2 separate regions of the Homo sapiens genome follow, and region 1 is linked to region 2. Evidence: chromatin loops called from intact Hi-C (ENCODE). Cell type or tissue: heart right ventricle. All regions are shown on one strand. Region 1 has its middle 14 kb from the start of KLHL31. Region 2 overlaps GCLC (glutamate-cysteine ligase catalytic subunit).

Region 1 (5,000 bases), 150 kb after region 2:
ACTCATGAAAAAACCCTCCTCATTCTCCCCTCGCCCCAGCCCCTGGCACCCACTGTTTTCTTCTTCTTTCTTTTTTTTAAATAAGTGAGTTCTTTTAAATGGATTCTTTGGGATAGAAATGTCTCTCACACGTTTCTACTGGAGATAATTCTGTTCTCAGGAGCTACACAAATGCCAATAATCATTTACGATATTTTTGGTGACCCAACTATGCTTATGTATCCAACATGGTTATAGTTTTATTCATTCACTTGGTCATTCAACAAAAACTTGTTGCATCATGTCTTGACCTGAATATCCCTAAAAGCAGAGCCAGAGACAGGTAGTTTATTTGAGAAGTGATTCCAGGGAGCAAGAGTGAGAGACCAGGGACAGAAGGAAGGAGGGAAAGACAGTACAAGGATGTATTATGAAGTTGGCCAGTATTGTAGGCGACCATGCTCCAACCGCCGGACCTCCTGAGAAGCTTTCTAAAGTGGGTCTCGTAACTGTCCACATTGGCCAAGGATGGCCCCACAAATATTAACACTGTGCAGACTGGCTTATGCATGCTTGTGTGGCCAGGGTGTTCTCACAGGGTCCCACTCCTCTGGCTGGAGAAACTCAAGGACAGGAACAGAGAGGTACATGGCCTAGACCCAGGTGAGGCACTAACAGATTGCACCTACACAAAGTGGGTGTAAGTTTGCACAGAACTGGTTGCTGAGGTGGTGGCTGGAGTGGAAGGTAGGGCTGAGAGGGTGTGAAGTGGTGCCTAGGAGATGTCCCATACACACAGGCCCTGAACCAGGCACTGATTTGGACACACTGTGATAAGCAGGAGGAGGCATGGGCCCTTCCTCATGGAACTTGCAAACACAGGTAGGTGGTGGTGAATAGGCATACAGGAGCAAGTGGCAGCTGCAGGATCATCATGTAGGAGGCTCATGACCCAGGACTGTTGTGAATGTGCCATCTGACCACATGAGAGTAGCTGCCTGGCACTGTACTAGGCAAAGGGGGGAATATAGGGGAACAGGAAAATACAGACCCTGGCCTCACGGATCTGGTAGGGAAAGCAATGATAAATAAATAATTTCCCTAAGACAATTACCCGTCATGTAACATTAGGAAGGAGAAGTCTATTCTATTCTGAGAGGCATAACAGGGATTCTGGGAAGTTGATTGAGCCAGGAAAGTTTCTTTTTAGAAATGGTATTTAATCACAGACTAAAGGATGATATGCTATTAAATAAACATTAATCGGCCAGGCACAGTGGCTCACGCCTGTAATCCCAGCACTTTGGGAGGCCAAGGTGGGCGGATCACAAGGTCAGGAGTTTGAGACCAGCCTGACAAATATGGTGAAACCCCCGTCTCTACTAAAAATACAAAAATTAGCTGGGCATGGTGGCATGTGCCTGTAATCCCAGCTACTTAGGAGGCTGAAGTGGGAGAATCACTTGAACCCAGGAGGCAGAGGTTGCAGTGAGCCAAGATCACGCCACTGCACTCCAGCCTGGGCGACAGAGCGAGATTCCATTTCAAATAAATAAACAAATAAATAAATAAACAAACAAACATTAACCAGCTATTATGGCTCAGCTGCTAGGAACACACTATATAAATTACCATCTTTTCCCCTCAAATTGCTCACAAGTCAGTCGTGGAGACAAATGAATGATGACTTCTGAATCAGAAAAAGGTAAGTAGTATTTCAGTATAATGCAAACACAGAGAATTGGCCTGGGGAAACTGGGGCAGTTTCAGTACAGGGGACAGTGCTTCTGGCTGGGTCCAGAAGGAGTTGGAGGAATTTGCCAGGTGAATGATGGGGACTCTGACAGAGTATATTTCATCCTGGGAAGTGAATCTGCAATGCATTATTGGGAGTCTTCAAGTCATCAATGAGAATTTTAAGTTTGACTTTTACTTTCAGGATAATCTTTTTAAAGTTACTTTTAAGTTTATTCATTCAACTTATCACTGGACACTGCTGTACAATTTCAGGGTTCACATTTTCAAATGCATTTATTATCACAGGATACCAAGAAACACTTTAACTATCTTTTGCCACGCAGGAATTCAGGCCCAGAATGTGGAGAGAGATTCTAATTTCTAGATTATAATACAAGTTGGAAATTCAGCGTTTCATGTGAAATGTTCTAATTTTTAAATGTTGGCAACTAATTTTTTTTCAACATTGTCCATGGTAACAAAACAAAAACACAGGTCACATGTTTGCAGCTCCTGTTCTTTGGGTTTCAGGGTCATTAACAAGGTATTGTTTTCCACCCAGTGGCCATGTAGTTTTACTGCAGTTTGAAGGGCTTCAAGGAAATTTGCTTCCTGCAGTGCTGACCTTGAAACCCCCAACATGTAAAGCCCACCAAAAAGGACAAGGGCCTAACGAGGAATTCAGCAGGAGAGAAGAGGTGGTCTGGCCACTGGGTTGAGCTTGCACCACGGGGAAGCCGGTTCTGGAGCAGCCCAGGAATGAGGGGTAAAGCCCATCAGAACACAGTCGTGGCGCTCTGCTTCGGGATACGTGGCTGAGCTTGTGGAAGGGGAACCATCTCATAGCTCAAGCAAGGGTGTCAGTGAGCAGTGGTTGAACGCAGGATGTGTTCGACTGCAGTATCATATGGCTGCCACCACAGCAGTGATTGTCATGGAGACTGGAATTTTTGGTTTTCTCTACTGGGTTGTGAAAGTGATGCTTTTTTGAGTGAGAAAATCCTTTTGATTTGGCAAATTTGGAGGTCTGGATGAGGAGAGGGCTAAAGAGGGAGAAAATGGATTGTGGCAGAGGTTGCTAGTTGCTTCTCTTTAACATCTGTTTTCCTTCTTTTCCTTAGTATTAGCATTCTCCAGTTTTCAGCCGGGCACACAGCCACCTCCAGGTGACTGTATCACTAAATGCCTTTTAAAGGGCAGAAGAAAACTAATTTTTAAAAAGTTCAACAGCATCAATAATTTCACCTATTTATATTTTAAATCAGCAATCAGTGTGAAAACTCTAAAAAGGTCTAAAGGCATTACCTTGGTAGTTCCCAAAACTAGAGCAGCAGAGCAAGAGCCAAAACCTCCTCCGGTACGAAATTTGCAAAAATAATAGTTGACAGGTAAAATGTCACCCTTTTTAAAATTCTCTGAACAAAGAAGGCTATCATTTGTCTTACATCTAATCAAAAACATTTTGTAAAATTATGATACAGAGTCTCCTCTGTAGGGAGGGTACAGGTAGGCTTGTAGAATTAGAGAGACATGGATTCCAATGAGCAAATGAGATTACTTGACAAGAGAACAGACAGAATTAATAAGACTGGCTCTTGCCGCATCCTTGGTGGTTTAGGGACATGGTTCTGATAGAGTTCAAAGCTCTTGCATGAGGCAAATTGGTAAATATTCGGCCTGACACTTCTTGCACAATCATCTTAAATTATAAAGCAGTAAAAAAAAGCTAAGACTATTCCATTCTTGTGACTTTTTGATGTTTTCCAAATTGAGTTTTAACAGAAATAATAGCAAATGTGAACATTCAAAGTCAATCTCTATACCAATAGCACCCCTCAGCCCAGCTTCCTTCTCTGTCTATTTAGACTTGTTCTGATAGATATTTCAAGGGTGATCTCAATTGTACTCATGGAAAATAGCATTTCTGGGAAAGATTTCTACAAGGCTGAATTCTTCCTGTTGACTAATTCTCCTACATATAGTATTTCCATGTATAGCAGCAACTTCATCCACAGTTGCTCAGATAATTTTAAACGCCACTTAAAGGTTTAACAGGAACACTTTTGGTCCCATCTGTGGGGGTGGGAGGGCTAGGCTCTAAGAACAGAATTAAACTCATATTTTGAAGTGTAGTATGCAAATCAGGTTGCCAAAACAACTGCTTCTGTGACTCTTAGAAGAGATTTAAGATGGAGCCAAGAGTTGAGACAAAGGCTAAAGAGATCAGAGAATGAGAATCGAGGATTCCTAAGGTGAAAGTTTTTGAAGGATTGTGGCATTTTCCCATTCTTTTGGTGAGGGAAGAAGTGTGCTTCCCCTCTTCTTAATCCAAGTGAGAAAGACTTTGGGGGAGTCACATAAGGAACTTGATCTATGTCCTCTGGAATTCAGTGGACTAGTGTCTGAACTCTGAGGATGGCTGTTCAGGTTGTACAATGCACAACTCTAGAAGGTCCCATTCACATAGACAACAATGTTTAGAAATCTGCAAACTATATTTGGAGACTCTGGGTGTCTGACTCTCCTAGAGGTAAGCTATGGTGGTTGGAGCTGCAGTTAGTTAATTGCAAAGAGGAAAACAAGGGCACTAGGAGCAAGTTGGAGTTTCACCAACAATGAGACAAGGATGTGAGAGTTTTTCAGCTTGGCCACGTGGGTCCATGTAAGGAAACCAGCCTGAAGCCTTCTTGAGAAGGTCCTTAGGGGAAAAAAACCTAGAGAGGACCCCTCCAACTGAAAGCCAGAGGGCTGAGTGTTGGCAGTGAAAGTGGCCAGGCATTGGAGTGGCTGTCCTCATCATGGACAGTGCAGTGGGGATTTCCCATGGGGCAAAGAACCCCATGAGAGTCCACCCTGAGCACTCAACCTCAATGAGCAGCAACGCCAGATCACAGAGGTTCCGTCCATGTGCCCTTTGCATAACCCCAGCCCTGGGCCCAGTCCTGGAGGGAATAGAAAGACAGCTTGTGAGGGGAAGCATCGGAAGAGGAAAAGATGCCAACCATGCCCTAAGCCCCCAGCCCCAGACTCCCAAGACCCTCACTCTAGGCTTGTAGGCCAAAGTCAGGTGTCAGCCCAGGGAGGGTAAAAAATTTGGAATTTGGTTATTACACTAAATTGAACATTTTAATTACTAAAATAAGACTTCTGTTAAGACCAAAGGTGAGCTCAGGATATTTAAAACCTTTAAGTGACTGGGAGATCTGCTTGAGACTTCATATAAGAACAGGGAAAGAATCAGCCCATTCAGTAGGTATAAAGGAGGAGGGATTGGGGAGGAGTCG
Region 2 (5,000 bases):
CACACACACAACTATATTTTAAACATATATATTTGATGATTTAAATATATATATATTTGATGACTGTGGATACTGTAATAATTAAATTGTTCTATGTTCCAAAAAGAAAATGTTTTAGCAGTTTTGTCTAAAGCTGTATCAAATTCTGCTAACATTTCATATATTTTGAGAAAATAGGTTTTTTTCCTCCTACTTTGAAATGTCTATTCATACTAAAGAATTTCACATGATACTATGAAAGGTTTACACTTTTAGAAATTAAAATAAATGTGGCCTCTCCCTGATCTAGTTTTCTGTAGCACAGAGCAGGCTGCTTTTTATTTATAACACATTAATCTCAATTTTAATACTGCACAAAAATCAATTAATTTCCTATAGGATTAGGTGGAGTAACTTTCTCAATATTGTCTCAGCCCAAACAGAGAAAACATTCTTAACTTGCCTAGATTAGTGATATGAGTCCCAAGAGAAAAATTTCAAGACTTTAATAAAATAGAGAAAGACAGTGAGAGTTGCGGGGTAAACTGGGAGGACTCTCATACAGGGAGAAAATGTCACCTGTCACCAAAGGAACACAAAAAATTGTGTTGTCCATTATGCTAGTCACTAAGCACATGTGGCTGTGTGGATTTAAAATTACTTAACATAAAATAAAAAAATCAGTTTCCTACTCCCTAATGGATAGTATAGAGTAGAACATTTCTCTTACTGCAGAGGTTGTACTAGACAGCACTGGACCAAAACCCAAGAGAAAACACAATCCTAAAATTAATTTGACCTGGACACACTAATTCATTATTGTTGGCACAAAGGAAATCCTTGAATGTAGACCTGCTCTTTCATGCTCCACGGATGCATGAGACATTTTCTGGGCCTCTGAATTTACATTGGTTGATTTTTTTAAAAACATCATGCTACCACAATTCAGGCATATGTTAGTTTTAATTTTCTGATAATTATAAAGACCATTAAGGCATTCCTACTTTATTTCTGAACCAAATCTAGCAAAACCTAACCAGTCATCTCACACAAATTAACCTCAGAAAAGACAGCACATCAAGTTGCCAATGGGGATGTCTGCTTATGGCCACCAGCATTACTCAGGTACTCTGTAATTTAGAAACCTAAACCAGAACACATTTTCTCTTAAAGAAACAACATTGTAAGTATGAATAGTCCTTATTTACCTCCAATCATCTGTACTTCAGTACAATAGGTTCTGAGTTCTAAAGACAAATGAATTCCTTGGCTTTTTCCTAAGAACGTATTCCCCTGCTAGAGTTCTAGTCACCACGTGGTTGACAAGAAACAGTATCCTGATCCCCAGACAGAAGCTGCTTTGGATCAACTGCCCTGCAGTAGCCAGAGCTGGGGCACTGTAGTGGGTGAGAATCATGGAGAATTTCTGCAGCGGTTCCCTCTAGGTGCAGGAGAGTTTAGGGCTTTAGCATGGGGACAAGACAGAGAACACATCCCCCAGTGGGCGGTGCCCCGCTCAGGGCCTGATACACTTCTTGGGCTGAGCAAGCAAGAATGCACACATGATTTCCTTCTAAGGCATGTTATAAATTAGGCTGCCCTAAATTCAGACTGCCTATGAGAAATTCAGGATTTTAGTTCCTAGGAACTGAAGTTAGACTAATCAACCTAACAGAGAGAAAAAAGAGAGTTTTCTAAAGAGACTAAGTGAGAGTCAATGCTAAATACAGGAATTCTAAGTCCAAAGTGACTGCTAGTGCTCACTGGGGGTCACCTATGCCTCCAGGGACAGGACGACAGGGCTTCAAGACCTCCAAGTTTAATGCCATTCCACCATCATACGAATCTGAGTGCAGACACTGTGTCATAACCACATCTCACAAAGGCAGCATCAGGTTCCCATTCAGGAATCGTACCTGGGTGTTATAGTGGATCCCACCAACAGAGTAACTGTAACCTGTGGGATTTGGAAGATTTAGGTTTTTGTGAATTCAATCTCCTTCCCTGCCATATTTGAAATTCATGCTAAAGGATGAAAATCTCAGATAAGTTAAAGCTCCTGACTTGGGGTTCTGATTCTGGCCTGCTACCTGCTGCCCTGGGAAGAGATCGACACAGGCTGCATAACTATCAAATGAGGTCAGCCTGATTTTCATAGAAAGGGCTCGTCCTGCATCTGCCTTTTCACAGGGCTCGCTTGCCAGCAGATTAGCTGGGAAGGCTGCAGTCACATTACTAAACTTGTTAGCATTTGTCCTGCAGACCGAGAATTTTACCAAGCATATTCAATGGTGTCGTTTTGAAAGAGTGCTGGCATTTCACTAGAAGAGAATTACCTGCTATGGGGTACCAAAAAATGCTTAAGCGTGGATCTGTGGCTGATGACATATTCATATTTTCATTAAAAAACAAAAAGCCTACTTCCTGCATTACCACCATCCCTTTCTCTATTCTTTCTTCTCTTCCTCGCCACCCTCAATCTCATCTCTGTTTGGAGCCTATTAAAACTGTCACAGAGCTCTTTTCCTCCTGCCTATTTGGGCGGTAATAGGTGGGGGAGCAGCTAAGAGTGCAGGCTTTGGAGTCAATCAGTTTGAATCTTGGTAACTTCTCGATGCTTCAGTTTTTGCAGAATGGAGGTAATACTTGCCTCACAGGGCTGCTGGGGAGGATTACATAAAACAATGCATGTAAAGTGCTAAAACAGTATTAAGTACACTGTACCACTCAGGGGTTAGTGGTTACTATTTTCTAGCTCCAGGGCAGTGATACACTGATTGACACAGAATAGTGTCTTGTGTTTCTCAAACATTGGTTACAGCTCCTTTGTGGGCCATGATGAGTTGTGATCAACATAACAAAAAATAATCGTTAATAGGGTAGAATAGAAATATCAGAATATGTCACTCATGGGAAGGGAACTGCTGTTTCGTGGAAATGTTGTTTCACAGAGCGCTTGTTTTAGTCAAAGGTGAAAGCTACTGGCATGGAATGCTGTCTAACCCTACAGTCAGGAAGACCATGGTCCTTCAGCAAGCAGGTCAAGTCACTCTCCTTGAAACTCTTAAATGGCTCACACTCAGCAGAAACTCCAACATCCCTCCTAAAGAGCATTAGGACCAATCTTCTCAGCCTCCTTCATTTCAACCCACCCCACACGATGTTGCAGCTACACTGGCCTTTTCTGTCTCTACAACAATCACTTCAAGGCCTTTAAGACACTTTTGTTCCCTCTGCCTGGAAGATTTTTACCTCAGTATTTCAAGAGCTGGCTCTTGTGTGCTTCAAGTCAAGTGCCACTCCTTCAGAGACCTTTGCTGAACCCCCAACACTGTAACTCCTTCCCCTTTCCACCCTCAAGGGGTGCTACCCACCCTGGTGCCTCCTAAAGTTGTACAAGGTATTTATCCTGCCCAGAGCAGCCTTAATTTTCCCTAATGATAGCCACTTAGAATGTGTTGTAGTCTTTGGCTTTTAAATCATCTGAAAATAAGAGAAAACCCAATGTCCCTTCCAGTTCTAAACTACTGTTTTTGAAATTAAAGTCTTCCAGAAACTCTTAGTATAAGACCATCATTTTTCTTTCACTCATCAAACACAGAACATTCATTTTATTGAAATTAATTTTCTTATTACCCAAAACTTACCCCTTTAGAGCATATGTTTTCTTTAAAAAGTTTACATATACGTGAGTGGAAATCTTTCTAAAATTGACTATCTGCTATCAATAGGAAGATACTACACATACTTTCACTTTTTATTAGGGCTTCAGATGTTTTTGGCAATTTCACTTCTTTAACTACAGCTATAACAGGGCAGGGCCCTTGTGGGCATATCAGAAGGCCACATCTGGACCTGCTTTGGGCAGCTCCTCTCTCGACTGCGCCCTCTCATTTCTGCCTCAATTTCTTGCAGTACATCCTGAGCTGAGATACTAAATGACCGAGTCTGCAGGAACTATGTATAAAGCGATCTGCGTATAGGCCTCAAATATGCTTCCAGGAATAAAGTTTTTGTTTACTTCCCAGTTCTTGCTCTATTTGAGTAGTGGAGCCAACAGATCATAACCCCTAGACACAACTTAACACACTGGCAGGCCAGGGTACTACCCTGCTTAGCTCAGGCAGGACTGCTGAAAAGTCTGCTGGAAAACAGCAGCTTCTATGACCTTTTCTATCTCTGTGAAGCTCTGGTTCCCCTCCAGCAGTTAATCTGAATGGGGCAGACTTACAACCCAGATTTTTACTAGTTTCCTGGAAAAGCGTCATGGAGTCACTCACCTTAGAGTCTGAATTCTGCTAAGTCACCATCCACTTCAAAAACGAGTTAACTGAATCCAAAGGCCTAAAAACAGAATCTTGGGGGAGGGGGACAAAGACAACAGGGGGTCTGTAAGAGCATTTATGTAACTAGGAACATCTGTTTTGGGGGCTCTTTCGTAGTATTGTGTGGAAATAAGTTCAACTACTAAACTCTAACCATAAAACAGACACAAAAATCTAATACAGAAAGCTCTTTAGAGATCATCCATCAGAGTAGAACCTTAGTCATAGAAACTCGCTCAGAACATACCAATCTAAATAACCAAACTTTCCAAGTGCCAATAAAGATATATCAAATATGAACTCTTTTGGCTATAAGTCTGAGGCTCATTACATCCTTCTCTGTCTTTTTAAACCATGTCTGAGAAACAGAACCATTAAGTGGAGATTAAGTCATCACTCATTCAGTTTCACTACACACCAGTGATAACTTAGCCACACAGATATTACCAAAGTGACCCAAACTCATATGCTGTCCCAGTGCAGGCCTGTCTCCTTCTAAAAACTATCATCAAGATTTCAAACATCATATGAAATGTAAAAACATGCATGGGGGCTTTGTGGCATTTATTTTGATCTGACACCAACTTTTGCTATTCTCCCAAATCCTTAATATGTTCAGATATGTTGTTGCCAGACGCCCCCAGTACCTGCCCAACTGGCAAATCCAGAGGCTTCTTGTCCTTCCCCACCTCTTGA

The links. Peaks named below come from ENCODE experiments on the same cell type or tissue, not always from the same donor. Only the 100,000 strongest peaks of a DNase experiment are listed, where the experiment ranks them.
Region 1: it touches region 2 in a loop (2.2-fold over the local background); 3 of 110 quality-filtered maps call a loop at or near these places.

Annotation. Positions count from the first base shown.
Region 1 is chr6:53,677,321-53,682,320 of GRCh38, forward strand. No RefSeq gene overlaps it. Among named protein-coding and RNA genes, the nearest start is that of KLHL31, 14 kb to the left of the region's middle. In heart right ventricle, a CTCF peak has its summit at 2,273 (motif pointing left); no DNase peak of the experiment used is centred here; H3K27ac peaks cover 630 bases.
Region 2 is chr6:53,528,431-53,533,430 of GRCh38, forward strand. The region is part of intron 1 of GCLC (glutamate-cysteine ligase catalytic subunit); the gene reads right to left. Among named protein-coding and RNA genes, the nearest start is that of GCLC, 14 kb to the right of the region's middle. In heart right ventricle, no CTCF peak of the experiment used is centred here; a DNase peak (open chromatin) is centred at 2,146; H3K27ac peaks cover 4,757 bases.